Regions from separate parts of the Homo sapiens genome. Here regions 1 and 2 are each linked to region 3. The links are chromatin contacts, found by Hi-C or POLR2A ChIA-PET in ENCODE. All regions are on one chromosome and are shown on one strand. The core of a region is the stretch at or near the end of the contact, and the rest is flanking DNA. Distances in the headings are between cores, read along the strand shown. Region 1 has its middle 25 kb from the start of G3BP2. Region 2 overlaps SHROOM3 (shroom family member 3). Region 3 overlaps SCARB2 (scavenger receptor class B member 2).

Evidence for each region. A loop is a pair of places that touch in the nucleus more often than their neighbours do. ChIA-PET counts read pairs that join two places held with the same protein, here RNA polymerase II (POLR2A). Pooled maps may share reads with other maps.
Region 1: a loop to region 3 is called in a map with no recorded cell type, with 9 times the contacts of the local background. The contact joins two enhancer-like sites. A Hi-C loop is called at or near these places in 1 of 37 single-sample maps with no recorded cell type and 2 of 50 pooled maps. POLR2A ChIA-PET finds 5 or more read pairs at or near these places in 1 of 52 experiments (naive thymus-derived CD4-positive, alpha-beta T cell).
Region 2: a map with no recorded cell type shows a loop between it and region 3 (12-fold over the local background). The contact joins two enhancer-like sites. A Hi-C loop is called at or near these places in 5 of 37 single-sample maps with no recorded cell type and 3 of 50 pooled maps.

The regions. Positions count from the first base shown.
Region 1 is chr4:75,696,264-75,700,738 of GRCh38, reverse strand. It overlaps a transcript of G3BP2 not described here. Among named protein-coding and RNA genes, the nearest start is that of G3BP2, 25 kb to the right of the region's middle. RefSeq lists an enhancer at 1,701-1,860 and a silencer at 4,390-4,439. Within about 2 kb of position 2,063, at least 6 of the 41 ENCODE cell types and tissues checked have a DNase peak (open chromatin) inside an H3K27ac peak, as active enhancers do.
Region 2 is chr4:76,655,938-76,660,512 of GRCh38, reverse strand. All of the region lies in intron 2 of SHROOM3 (shroom family member 3), which reads right to left. Among named protein-coding and RNA genes, the nearest start is that of MIR548AH, 83 kb to the right of the region's middle. Within about 2 kb of position 1,837, at least 4 of the 41 ENCODE cell types and tissues checked have a DNase peak (open chromatin) inside an H3K27ac peak, as active enhancers do.
Region 3 is chr4:76,198,446-76,203,098 of GRCh38, reverse strand. All of the region lies in intron 1 of SCARB2 (scavenger receptor class B member 2), which reads left to right. Among named protein-coding and RNA genes, the nearest start is that of SCARB2, 13 kb to the left of the region's middle. RefSeq lists enhancers at 2,989-3,048, 3,069-3,258. Within about 2 kb of position 3,323, at least 15 of the 41 ENCODE cell types and tissues checked have a DNase peak (open chromatin) inside an H3K27ac peak, as active enhancers do.

The DNA.
Region 1 (4,475 bases), core at 814-3,313, 500 kb after region 3:
CCATAAAATGAAATGGTCTCAGCTGGGCGCAGTGGCTCATGCCTGTAATCCCAGCACTTTGGAAGCCCAAGGCAGGCGGATCACGAGGTCAGGAGTTTGAGACCAGCCTGACCAACATGGTGAAACCCTGCCTCTACTAAAAATACAAAAATTAGCTGGGTGTGGTGGCACGCGCCTATAGTCCCAGCTACTCAGGAGGCTGAGGCAGGAGAATCACTTGATCCTGGTAAGACGAGGTTGCAGTGAGCCAAGATCGCACCACTGCACTCCAGCCTGGGCGACAGAGCAAGACTTCGTCTCAAAAAAAAAAAGAAAGAAAGAAATTATGTCGCTGTTTTTATTAATGTTTTCATTTCGGTTTTTTCCTATGCTAAATTAAGCATTCAGGGCTGGGCGTGGTGGCTCACGCCTGTAATCCCAGCACTTTGGGAGGCCAAGTCTGGCAGATCAAGAGGTCAGGAGATCAAGACCATCCTAGCCAACGTGGTCAAACCCCGTCTCTACTAAAAATACAAAAAGTAGCTGGGTGTGGTGGCACGTGCCTGTAATCCCAGCTACTTGGGAGTCTGAGGCAGGAGAAAAGCTTGAACCAGGGAGTCAGAGGTTGCAGTGAGCTGAGATCACACCACTGTACTCTAGCCTGGCAACAGAGCGAGACTCTGCCTCAAAAAAAAAATTCATATCATATATCCTTGAGTACTGGTGCTTTTATTTTATGTTGATTTCTTTGCATATTTTAACAATAATTGCAAGATTACTTTTCTACATTTGCGATGATTAGAACTAAAAAAAATGAAAATCTAGAAGGAAACAGAAGTGCTAACAGTATTTGTATTTGGTGATGTAATTATGGTAAGTATATTTTTTGTTTCCCATTTCCTACATTCTTTATGAGCATGTGTTAAAATGAAAATAATAAATTTATGAATAAATAGTATAATATGGATTATAATAATATAGCCTCATGCCTAAAGAAATATTAATGAAATCCTTCTGAAAAACAACAACTATAAGAGAAAATATTATGTCAGTGTGAGCCATGACACAACCAGATAAGATCTGAAATATATTAGTTTCAAAATCAATACGTTATGGTTCATAAATGAATTGGAATCAAATCTAATAAACACTTTACAAGACATGTAACAAGGCCAGTGTTACAGGAGTCTGGCTAGGCAGTACAGTTTACATGTGAGTAAGAAACTAAAGTTTGAGGGCCAGGCTGAAGCAGTGAGTAGAAAGGGCATAGGCTTTAGGGTCAGGCTGAGTGTGATTTTGAATAAGTTGCCCAAACTCTCTGAAACTCTGCTCTTCTTCTGTACAATGGAAATAATGACTCCCACTGGGTAGAACTGTGCTGAGGATGGATTAACAGCCCATTGAAGTGGGTTCAAAAAGGATAGAAGAGGAATTGGAGACAGCAAGTATAAAAATCTCTTTTTAGGAGCTTTGCTCTAAGAAGGAGCAGAGAAACTGACTGATTGCTAGAGAGGGATATTGTAGGAGGAATTCTGTTGTTTTTACACTGGGTGCTTTAAAATCACGTCTGTATGCTGGTACAAATGAGCCAGTGGAGAGGAAAAATTTCACAATGATGGAGAACTACAGAAGCAATGTTCTTGAGGTGAGAGGGGAGGGATTGGTTTTAGACAGGAGCACAGTGTATTGAAAGTAACAAGTGGGACAGAGGAGTAGGTGGGTACAGATGCTGGCATACATAAGTAGAGGTAGGAGAGTTTCAACGTTCTGGGCCAGTTGCAGGATGTGGTGGCTCAAGCCTGTATTCCCAGCACTTTGGGAGGATGTCTTGAGCCCAGGAGTTTGACACCAACCTGGGCAACATAGTGAGACCCCCATCTCTATAAAAATTTAAAAATTAGCCAGGTGTGGTGGCATGCAGCTGTGGTCCTAGCGCCTTGGGTGGCTGAGGTAGGAGAATTGCTTGAGTTTGAGGCTTCAGTGAGCCGTGATCATGTCACTGCACTCCAGCTTGGGTGACAAAGTGAAACCCTGTATCAGATGAACAAAAAAGGAAGTTCTGGTTGCTCATGACCCCTTCGTAAGTATGTGGTGAAGTCCCTCCCTCCAGCAAACAGCATGACCCAAAAGAGAAGTTGGGAGATTTGAGGAAAGCTCAGAAGCTGTAAAATAGCTGTCTAGGAGAGTAGGAGGGTAAATTGGTGGGAAATATTGCATTATTGTAGTGTTGGCGGAGATAGGGACCCCTTCCAGCCCACTGGAAGTCAGTAGGCAAGAATTTAAAGTGGGATCAGATGGTATGTTGAGTGTTTTCCGGGCATAGTCAATGGGCTAACCTCTAGGTGTCAGCAGGGCTGCTTCCTTCTGAAGGCTCTAGGAAAGAATTGGTTTCCTTGCCCTTCCCAGATTCTAGAAGCCACCTGCATTTCTTGGCTCATGGCTCCTTCCTTCGTCTTCAGAGCCACCAACATGATGTCATTATATCTCCTTCACTGGCTGCTTCCTTCCTCACATAGCCTTCTCTCTAACATTAACACTCTTGTCTCCTTGTTATGAGGACTCTCTGTATTACAGTGGGCTCCCCTAGATATTTCAGGATAAACTCCCCATCTGAAGATTCTTAATTTAATCATAGCTGCAAAGTCCCTTTTTGTTCTGTAAGGAAATATATTCACAGGTCTGTGGATTAGAACATGGACACCTTTGGGAGGGCCATTATTCTGTCTTCTACAATTAGTGAAGTTGAGTGTATTTATACTTATATATAAAAATGTATAAGTGGTTGTTTGTATTTCATATTTTTTTGTGTTTTTTGTTTGTTTGTTTGAGATGAAGTTTCACTCTGTTGCCCAGGCTGGAGTGCAGTGGCACGATCTTGGCTCACTGAAGCCTCTGCCTCCCGGGTTCAAGGGATTCTCCTGCCTCAGCCTCCTGAGTAGCTGGGATCATAGGTGTGTGCCACCGCGCCTAGCTAATTTTTCTATTTTTAGTAGAGATTGGGTTTTGCCATGTTGGCCAGGCTTGTCTCAAACTCCTGACCTCAAGTGATCAGCCCACCTCAGCCTCCCAAAGTGCTGGGATTACAGGCGTGAGACACTGCACCTGGCCTGTATTTCTTCTTTTATGAATTACCCACTTATGACATTTTTTTCTGTTAGCTGCATATTGAAATACGCATATTGCATATTTTGCCCAGTTTATTGCTTGCCTTTCACTTGTTTACAAGATACTATCTAATTTACATAAATACATTAATTTTTAAAATCTATATTATGGAAAAAAGTCGAATAGTGTATTAAATCTCCACATACCCATCACCAAACTTAAATAATTATCGACACAAGGCTAATCTTATTTTATCTATACTTTTATCACTCCCCCATATTATTATTTTGAAATAAATCCCAGACATCATATCATCCATAAGTATTTCAACAAAACACCTCAATTTCATGATCTTTTTTTTTTTTTTTTTTTTTTTTTTTTGAGACAGAGTCTCGCTCTGTCAGCCAGGCTGGAGTGTAGTGGCATGATCTCGGCTCACTGCAAGCTCCGCCTCCTGGGTTCACGCCATTCTCCTGCCTCAGCCTCCTGAGTAGCTGGGACTACAGGCACGCGCTACCCAGCCCAGCTAATTTTTGTATTTTTAGTAGAGTTGGGGTTTCACCATGTTGGCCAGGATGGTCTCATCTCCTGACCTTGTGATCCGCCTGCCTTGGCCTCCCAAAGTGCTGGGATTATAGGCATGAGCCACAGTGCCTGTCCAACTTGTCTTTTTAAAGGGGATGAAAATAAAGTCTGAATATGTTGAAGAAAAGGGAAGATTTTCTTCAGCTTGTCTTTATGAGGAATGACCATCTTTAACTACTTACTCGAGTATTGTAGGGCATCTACTGTGCGGAAAGTGCTGAGTTTAACTTCATGTTACTCTTGCATGCATGTGAACATGGACCTGTGTTATGTAAAAGGATTACAGTTATAAAATTAGCAGGCTGCCCATTGGTGTCCACACTCCTGATTTAGTCCTCTTTCCATGACGACAATGATGATTGGGAACAACTGCTAGAAAGCTGGCAGTTGTCTGCCATGCTCACATCATTTACACATCTAATGTTTTTTACCAAGGCCACTGGGCACTGGGAAGTAAAAAGAAATGTACAAAGAGAAGGGAAGAACATAACTCCTTTCTTCATAGGCAGCCTGATGCGCAGTGACCCTTCCACACTCTCAAAACCATGGACACCATGATGCTTTTTTGACCCCATTCCACATGGTGAAGGACTGTTGGCAACCATGGGTGCATTAGGGAGCCGCTGGCTTCCACTTTGAAAAGGAAGAAATATAACAAGTTCAGTTATTCCTTAGGACTAGGTAAGACTAGGTGATCCAGGTGATTTCTGAGAATGCCAGACATAAAAACGGGCAGCAGAGCCGGAGTTCAGTGTGCACTTGTCATAACCTAGCAACTGCACAGCCCAAACAAACACAGCTCAAAC
Region 2 (4,575 bases), core at 588-3,087, 460 kb before region 3:
CAGAGCAAGACTCCATCTTAAAAAAAATTAATTAAAATAAATATAAAAAATAATGCAACCAATATGTGATAGACTAGTTATCGCTGAGGTGTTGATGACTCTCTCCTAGGGGTAGCTATTTAAAAACAGACAGGGTAAGAGTTAACTCAAATGAATGAGCCCCTCATAGAGGGATATGGGACCCTAAGCAGCTGGGTGAAAGATTTTTGGGCAGTGAGACCTCTAGAGAGGACCTCAAATCACTCTATGCACTTAATCAGATAGTCCTGCAAAGGGCTCCTTGTGGGTTTATTCTATGCCCAAGTGCAAATTGCTAAAAGATGAATGGTGAAGATGCTGATGGTGCTGGAGCTTCCCAAGCAAGAAGAGCTCTGGAGGGGGCTGGGGTGCACAGAGGCGGGTGGCAGTGCCCTGACGTGGGTGAGAGAGGTGCGTGTGAGGTGGGGAGGGGCAGTGAGCTTCACACTCTCGAGTCTGGTGGCCTCCGTGTGATACCCAGCATCTGAGCACAGCCTCTGGGAATACCCCTGCGCAGCTTCATTCTTGGTTTATTCAGCATATGCATGTTTTAGATGGGTTGCTTCAGTCAAAATGAACCCATCTTTTCTTGTTTTGTAAAAAAGTTTTCTCAGGCTGGGTGCGGTGGCTCACGCCTGTAATCCCAGCACTTTGGGAGGCCAAGAAGGGTGGATCACCTGATGTCAGGAGTTCAAGACCAGCTTGGCCAACATGGCAAAACCCCATCTCTACTAAAAATACAAAAATTAGCTGGGTGTGGTGGCGCACACCTGTAGTCCCAGCTACTTTGGAGACTGAGGCAGGAGAATCGCTTGAACCTGGGAGGCGGAGGTTGCAGTGAGCCAAGGTCATGCCACAGCACTTCAGCCTGGGCAACAGAGTGAGACTCTAGCTCATAAATAAATAAATAAATGCTTCTGAAAGCCCACAGCAACTTCACTGGATTTCTGATATATACTTTGGTGCTTGTTACATATACATAAGAATTGCAAAGAGAGCCAACAACTGTAGGCTAAAATCTCAGTTTGTCTAACATATGGCTCTAAACCCAAATGACCAATATGAAAAGTAATGTTTTAAACTATGGGCTGTACTTTTTCCAAAGGAGCCCAGATGGCTAGATGGTGGGGGAGTAAAGAACTCAGTCATGGGGCCTGGCCTCTTGGCAAGGTGCCTGGGGTCTGCTGTTGGCTTCTGTCCTCAGAAAGTTCCACCTGTAAGTAGGGAGTGATCCATCCACTTGAGGCTCTCTAGTGAGGAAGAGTCAGTTCACATCGGGAAGTGCTTTGAGGGAGAGGAGAGGTGGCTGAAGGATGGGCCTTGAGTATTCACAATGAGGGTTCCAATGAGACAATTTAATCAGAGGGGACACCAGAACCAAGCTTTTCATGCTAGAGGACCAACCGAGAAGGAAGAATGGGATCTGAATGAGGTCCATTTTTAGATGAGCCTTTTTTTTTTTGGTTTGTTTAATCATAACAGTGTTTTGAAAAGGCTTTACCAGTGAGTCAGTGGTGGGTTTCGCTAAGTCCACCACAAATTAGTTACACATTCCCTAATTGTTTCCAAAAAAAGATTTACTATGAAATGACACAAAGTGCAATTGAATCCTTGGGTTTTGTTTTTGTGTGTGGTATGTATCTGATGTGTCAGTTTTGCAATCTGCTTGGTTTTGATATTGAAAAATGTTTGATGTTTTGGCTTCCAGTTGAATTGACACTATTCATCTGTTTATCCATCCAAAGGTACCTATGTTAGTTACTAGTTGGATCCTACCAAGCACACATGCGGGCATGTGCACACACACACAAACACACACACACATACACACATGGGAGGGGGTTTGGAAGGGTAGCATCCTGCAGGAATGCTTGATGTAACATTTACCACACTATTATATATAGTTCACTGTTCCTGCTCTGTATTGCTCACTTGACAGTGAGGTTCTGGATGGTATGAAACAGTTTGTCTAGTTTATCCTCCATTCTTAATGCTTAACAGAGTATCTGACACATACTAGGCAAAAATAAATATTTTTAGTCTTGCTATTTCCTGTTATGTTCTTTATGGAGATGGAAACCAGCAATGTAAATCTTTTTCTACTTAAAGATACTGACTCATTGCTCAATCTCTCACATCCAGCCACATAGCCTTTCCTTTGATTTTCCATTTTTAGAACCTCCCCTGAGGGCTCTTCCAGAAATGAAGCAGGAATTTCTGTAATGATTTCATTAATTCCAACTAAGGTAGCAAACATAAGTCACCAAGGCTTGAGGTTTGAAACCCTGTAATTTGGTGTTCAGCTTCACATCCTCACAGTCGGTGGATGCTAAGCAGATCTGATCTGTGCTTTCCTAATTTTCACAATTGTTGTGGGATTGTGGGAAGTTATTATAAAATGCATGGAAGAGCACTTTGGTAACTACAAAGCAGGTATTGCTATCGACTTCATTTTATCAATGTGGAAAAGTCCAGAGGCAAAGTGATTTGCCCTGGCTTATGCTGGAGCCCAAACCAATGGTTTCCCAACAGCCCAATGAACGTGCTGAACTCCATGGAGAGGACCAGTTCTAGGACTGTCTCCACTTGACCAGAAGGGAACACCCAGCTGGCACTGATCTTAGAATATGTATCCTTGGGAAGGGTCCTGAAACCAGCCCAGTCTGCAGGGGACCAGGTGTTGACCACTAGCTTGTCTTACTTGGGCCCGGAGACAGTTTGTTCTCTTTGTATCTTTATATCAGAAAATCCAACAGTCACAGAGCAGAGAAGCAGGTTTCTTCTATAATTAGCATAACAGGTCAATGGATGTCACTGTTGCACCACAGAAACAGAATCTAAACTCCAAGGGGACCCCCCCACCCCCAAACAGCAGCACCCTCACTATTTGGGAACATTAGGAGAGCAGAGCACACTTTGAACCAAAAGAAAGCAATTATAAATGAGTAACAGATATTCCATTTAAAAATGTTAGCGCTAGTAATGAGCAGGCATATTCAGGGACAAGTTAAGGCAAATAGCTTTGAACATCATGAATGGCTATAAATGAGTGTATATGTCATTTACCAGGAGGAAAAGTCACAAAATGAATCAAACCAAGTCTTTTGACTTCAAATACTGTGTTTCTTTCACTCTGCCTCTCACAATGTTCAAAATTATTTTAGAAAATACGTTGATACTTAGATTAAGACTTCTCACCATCTATCAACGGCCTTACATAAATGTTTTGGAAAGAACTTAAATCCTCAACCTAGTATAATGATCAAATGAATATGTGTATATATATATATAGAGAGAGAGAGAGCGAGAGAGAGAGAGAGAGAGAGTTTCGCTCTTGTTGCCCAGGCTGGAGTTCAATGGCATGATCTCGGCTCACTGCAACCTTCATCTCTTGGGTTCAAGCAATTCTCCTGCCTCAGCCCTCTGAGTAGCTGGGATTACAGGCACCTGCCACCACGCCCATCTAATTTTTTGTATTTTTAGTAGTAGAGATGGTGGTTTCACTATGTCGGCCAGGCTGGTCTCGAACTCCTGACCTCAGGTGATCCACCCACCTCAGCCTCCCAAAGTGCTGGGATTACAGGCATGAGCAACTGTGCCTGGTGAATATGTGTATTTATTCAGCACCTACTTTCTGCCAGGAACTTGTTTGATTTTTCACAACTCTTGAAGGTAAGATGATTATTTCCATTTTTCATGTGGGTTCAGCAAGAGTAAGTAATGTTTCCATTATGCAGCTGGTAAGAGACAGACATTGGTACAGATCCACGTCTACTGGCCTGCAAGTTAGGATGTGCTCCTATTCAGTTCAAGCCTTCTTTGACATCCCACTGCATGTGCCTTATTGGAGATACTACAATAAATGCAAACCATCTCTGCTCCCAAAGAAATGTTGAGGTCTTTCATGGACAATTATATTACAGTCGAGTAAGAAGGGCTTTTTCCAGGTGCCATGCAACTCAGTGAGGGTTAGAAAGGGCCTATGACACTGAGATATAAAGAGTGAATAAAATCCAGCAGGCAAAGAAAAATATAGTCCAAGGGCATTTAACCTGGAGGAATATCCAGTGTCTAGGTAAGAAGTGGAGAAATATTATAAATACCTGTAATTTAAATTCAGAGAAGATTTTTTAAAGGAACAATCTGTTTCTTTTAAATTGGACTGGGTGTGAACTGTTACTATTAATAACCTACTGCCCAGCAGTAATTCCTAAGAGGAACCGTAGTACAAGACTCTGCTTATACTATGGGATGGAAAGTCAAGCCTTGTCTTGGGAATGGTGAGGGGCTCTGGTACCACAAATACACTAAAAATACTTCCATGAGTTTCCTTATAGTTGGAAATGAAGCAGGAGCAGCAGGAATAAGAAATGAGGAACTCCCTGCCAGCTCTCCTGGCGCCCTCACCATGCCTGAGTCCCTGACTCCAGACCAAGGAATCTCTGATACAGCAGGGTAAGAACAGGCCACAGCAGAATGGTCTCCACGAGTCTCTAATTTCATGAATACAAAACTGTGACTGTCTCTCTATTTTCCGGTCTAGTATAAAACCTCACA
Region 3 (4,653 bases), core at 2,074-4,573:
AGTGGCTGAGGCATGACAGTCAAAAGTTGCAGTGAGCCAAGATTGCACCACTGCATTCCAGCCTGAGTGACAAAAGCAAGACTCTGTCTCAAAAAAAGAAAACAAAATTATTCACTAATTTGGACAAATATATTCAAGAACATTTACTTCAGCATGAAAGCAACACAAATGTCCTATAGTAAAAGAATGATTAAATAAACTGATTTAGTATATTTTTTTAAATATACTAATACAGTGGATTAGTATACAGACATTAAAATAACAGTTTCAAAACCTATTTAATAACAAGGATAATCGTTTATAAAAGATGAGTCAAAAAATGATACAATACATATGATCTCAATTTTGTTTAAAATACACATATATATGACTAGACCAGAGGGAAATAAACCCATATGTTAACAGCGATAGTGTGGATTACAGGGGATTTAAATTTTGTTCCTTTTACTTTCTTCATTGTCCAAATTTTCTGTGACAAATATAATGGAATGGGTAGGGAATGGATGGAGTAGCATTTACCTGATTTAAAGTAACAACAGGCTGGGCACGGTGGCTCACACCTGTAATCTCAACACTTTGGGAGGCTGAGGTGGGCAGATCACCTGAGATCAGGAGTTCAAGATCAGCCTGACTAACATGGTGAAGCCCTTTCTCTACTAAAAATACAAAATTAGCCAGGTGTGGTCATGTGTGCCTGTAATCCCAGCTACTCGAGAGGCTGAGGCAGGAGAATCGCTTGAACCCGGGAGGCGGAGGTTGTGGTGAGCCGAGTCATGCCACTGCACTCCAGCCTGGGCAACAGAATGAGACTCCCTCTCAAAAAATAAATAAGTAACTGAATAAATAAAAAATAAAGTAACAACAATCAGTAGCATCATTTGTGAATAGAAATTGGAGGCAACACATGACTTTTTCTGCACATTTGTAGTAATGTTATCTGCTACTTTAAACATCTCTTCTAATATGAATATAGAAATTTCTGTAGATTGATAATTTATCATAATATCTAGGTATTTTTCCCTTAGATAAATGTGATGTTTTATTGCTTACAAGTCTAGTTTGTTCCTTGTTATATCAAGGAGTTTTTAGAATTCACCAATAAAATGAGAAGGTAGGAGATCTTGTCTACCATTATATCTCCAATACCTAGAACAGTGGCTTAGCACAAAGGAATTGCTAAGTTAATATTTGTGGAAAGAATGAAAGAGTTTCATCAGTTTTAAGGTTGTGAAAATCCTATGCTATACTTGCTATGAAAAAGGATGTTATAAAAAATTCATTAAAACCAAAATTGCTAAAGACAGATCTAACAGACTTAGAACTAATGTTTGTGTGCCTTTGGCATATTAATTATGCATAAAAATAGACCCTGCTAATTCCAAACTAGTCTTAACCATTTATGAAAGGAGGCCAAAATGTCTCCTTGAAAAATAATATTTGCAGCTAAGAAAGTTACTGTCTCTTCTTGATTCTGCAGTACTGAAATTCAGACTTTTTATTTATTCAGATCACCTTTCTTACATATTATTTAGAATATGCGGCATTTTGCCACATTGAAGATTTTACCAAGAAGAACTGGGTAAACAGCAGAAGATGAATGCCTGGCACAGCGTTGTGCTCTACGCTGCGGTATCATCTGTTTCTTCATTAATTATTTATTGTGTCCCTTCTGTGCCAGAAACCATGTTATGTGCTGGGGATCCATGAAAAAGATACAGTTCTTAGTATCAGACCCAATCTGACACTAAAGACTAATGAACACATTTTCCTTATAAAACTTGTGAAGTTTCATGAAAGCAGAGAGAAAACACATAGTTCAGAGGGGCCTTCTGAGAGATGGCACTTCTGAATTGAGCCCTGAAGCCCAAGTAGAAGTGAACCAGGTGATAAGGGCCCTGCAGAGACTTCTGGGTGAAGGGCGGTGAGTGACTCAGGCCAAGGCACTGGCTGAGAACTTGTGTGGTGGGTGCTAGGTAACAGTAGATGGTTGCGTGTTACTGGTGCATAAAGTGCCTACCAGGAAAAGACAGCGACAGGTGACGCAGTTGCATCAGATCACAACAGGTCAAGGACTGTGGACTTTATCCTTTGAGCAGGGGTGGAGTATCTGTTCCCTTAGGCACTTTTGACAGGCTTCTCTGAAGCCTGAGATGGATGAAGCATTTGAAAGGAAAAAGGCTGGAGAGAGGGAGACCAGTTAGGAGCCTACATACAGTATTGTCACAGTCCAAGCCAATGATGAAATGTGCCTTGGGGTAGAAATGGGGAAGAGGAGGAGGTGAAATCAGCAGGACTTAGTGATCAACTAGGGGAGAAAATCATGAGTCCATTTTGGTCATGTTGTCTTGGAGCAGCCTGTGAGATGTTTAGATGGGGGAATTTTATCACAGATCCATGCTACTGGAAGGATCTAAATAATTTCAGGCATAAGCTGTTTGTTAGGCTGAATTACTGAGTCTTGCACATAATTTTTCACTCCCTGTTACATGCATGTTGGTTTTGTGTCCTTAGCTAAATTTCTTCTTACAGACAGGGCCTATGCCTGTTTGCAGGGCATAGTCCGGGCACATAGAAAGCTCTCAGTAGGTACATATTGGGTGATTAACTGAAAAGTATGTTTTTTAGTCCAATTATTAATTTAGCTGTTGACACTGTGAATTCACCATAGAACTTGATAATTTTCCAGTATTTTGTTTTAGTGGTAGTGCCACAGTATTGTGCGTGGAAAAATTCATTATGTTCGTCTTGGTTAAAACTAATAAGCAACAGTTATATTGTGACTCCACAGTGCCACTCTTAATATCCAGAGTCACACTGTAAAACTGATTTAAGGCCTTATGTTGCTTTTTCATTTAGTGTAACTAAGAAGACTCAGCTGATTACAAGGTTTGTCTGGTGGCTGTCATCACCACAGCAGAACCCTCGGTGAGGAAGATCAGTTGTTCCCAAGCCATGGCTTTCTGTTCAGACTGGCAAAGGGCGCCTTTGAGGGGGACACTAGCTCGTTGTATCTGGCGGAATGAATAACTTCCTGTGCCAGACAGTCCGCGGTCTTGAGGCTGAGGTTATTATTTGTTAGTTTCTCAGGCCTTCCTTTGCCGAGCAAGCTCCTGGGAGTGCACACTTGAATGCCCTGAGGATCAGAAATAGAAGGGGCAGAAATTAAAAGTTTAAGTCAAAACAGAGCCCTCTCTGGGCCATCTTGTGGCAGGAGGTTGAGGTGCTTTCTTTGGACCCATTAGCATACTGGGGCTGCGCGGCTGCCTGGAAACTCTAGAGTTGAACTCTCCCTTTTTCGGTTCCTCACCTGTGGGCTCCTTACTAGGAGCTGACAGTGACCTCACGCAGCTGCCCTAGTTTCCTTTCCTCCAGATGGCACGGGTAACACTCGAGGAAACCCTGAGAGTTCAGAGTCCAACTTATGGCTTCTCCATAGTTTCACTGTCCCTCTGGGCTAGAGTTGCCAAATAAAATAAAATACAGGACAACCAGTTAAATTTGAATTTCAGATAACAAATAACATTTTAGTATGAGTCTGTCTCGTGTGATATTTCGGTTCAGTCCGATGTATCAGTTGTTAATGTCCTGCCATATTTATCTCTCTGATGCACTTTTTCTTGAATTATTTGAAGTAAGTTGTAGATATCACACACTTTGTTCCTAAATCCTTCAGCATGCATCTCCTATGAATAAAAACATTTTTGATGTAGCCCATGCAATATTTGGGACATAATTATATTATAAAATTATTTGTTGTTTATCTGAAATACAAATTTAACTGGGTATCCCAGGTTTTATTTGCTAAATCTGGCAACTCTACCCTCAGGGTGCCATGGGGTGGCAGCTGCTGGATGGGTGAGTAAATCTGCACTCCTGGACTTGGTCAGATTTGATTTCATTTACTGGCTTTGTGACTTGGGACAGCCAGTGCCACCATTTCTTTGTCTGCAAAATGGGGATTTTTATTTTGTAGTGTCAGTGTAAAACTCAGAGATAAGGTACATTATAAAGCCCCTAGCATAGCACCTGACTTTAGCAGACTCACAGTAGATTGCAGCTGGCGTGGCAGTAATGGTAACTGAATAGTAACTGCCATTCTCTGAGCTGAAAGTGAGAAAATAAAAATAAAGACACACTGTTTTAGAAATGTTAGCAGCTGTATTTACAACTTCCCTCTGTTCTCTCATTCCCCATCTCTCTTCCTACTTAGTGCATTCGCATGAGCACACACACACACACACACACACACACACACACTCACTCACTCTCCAGCACGTGATCTACTCTGGGATTGACAGAGGGTTTCCTGACAAACATCCAACTTGTAAGGTGGAGGAAAAGAGACATATGAAAGCAGCAGGAAAAGCCACCACTCTTGAGGGCAAGATTTGAAGGGAGTAAAAGGGGCTATGAGGATTTGTCTGAGTGCTGGTGACTCAACTAAGAAGTGGCCAGGCAGAGAAGGGCTGTGGGGGTGGAGGGAGACAGAGGAGAAGCCCCAGCTGTAACATGGTCTGGGTTGGTTATGACTCTGGCATGCTGCCAAGGACAGTTTTTATTGTTCTTGTTTTTCATTTGCTTTGTTTCATTAAGAAGTCAAATGTACTAAATGTTTATTTCTATCCTGAAAGTTGGAGGAACAAGTTCAAGTCA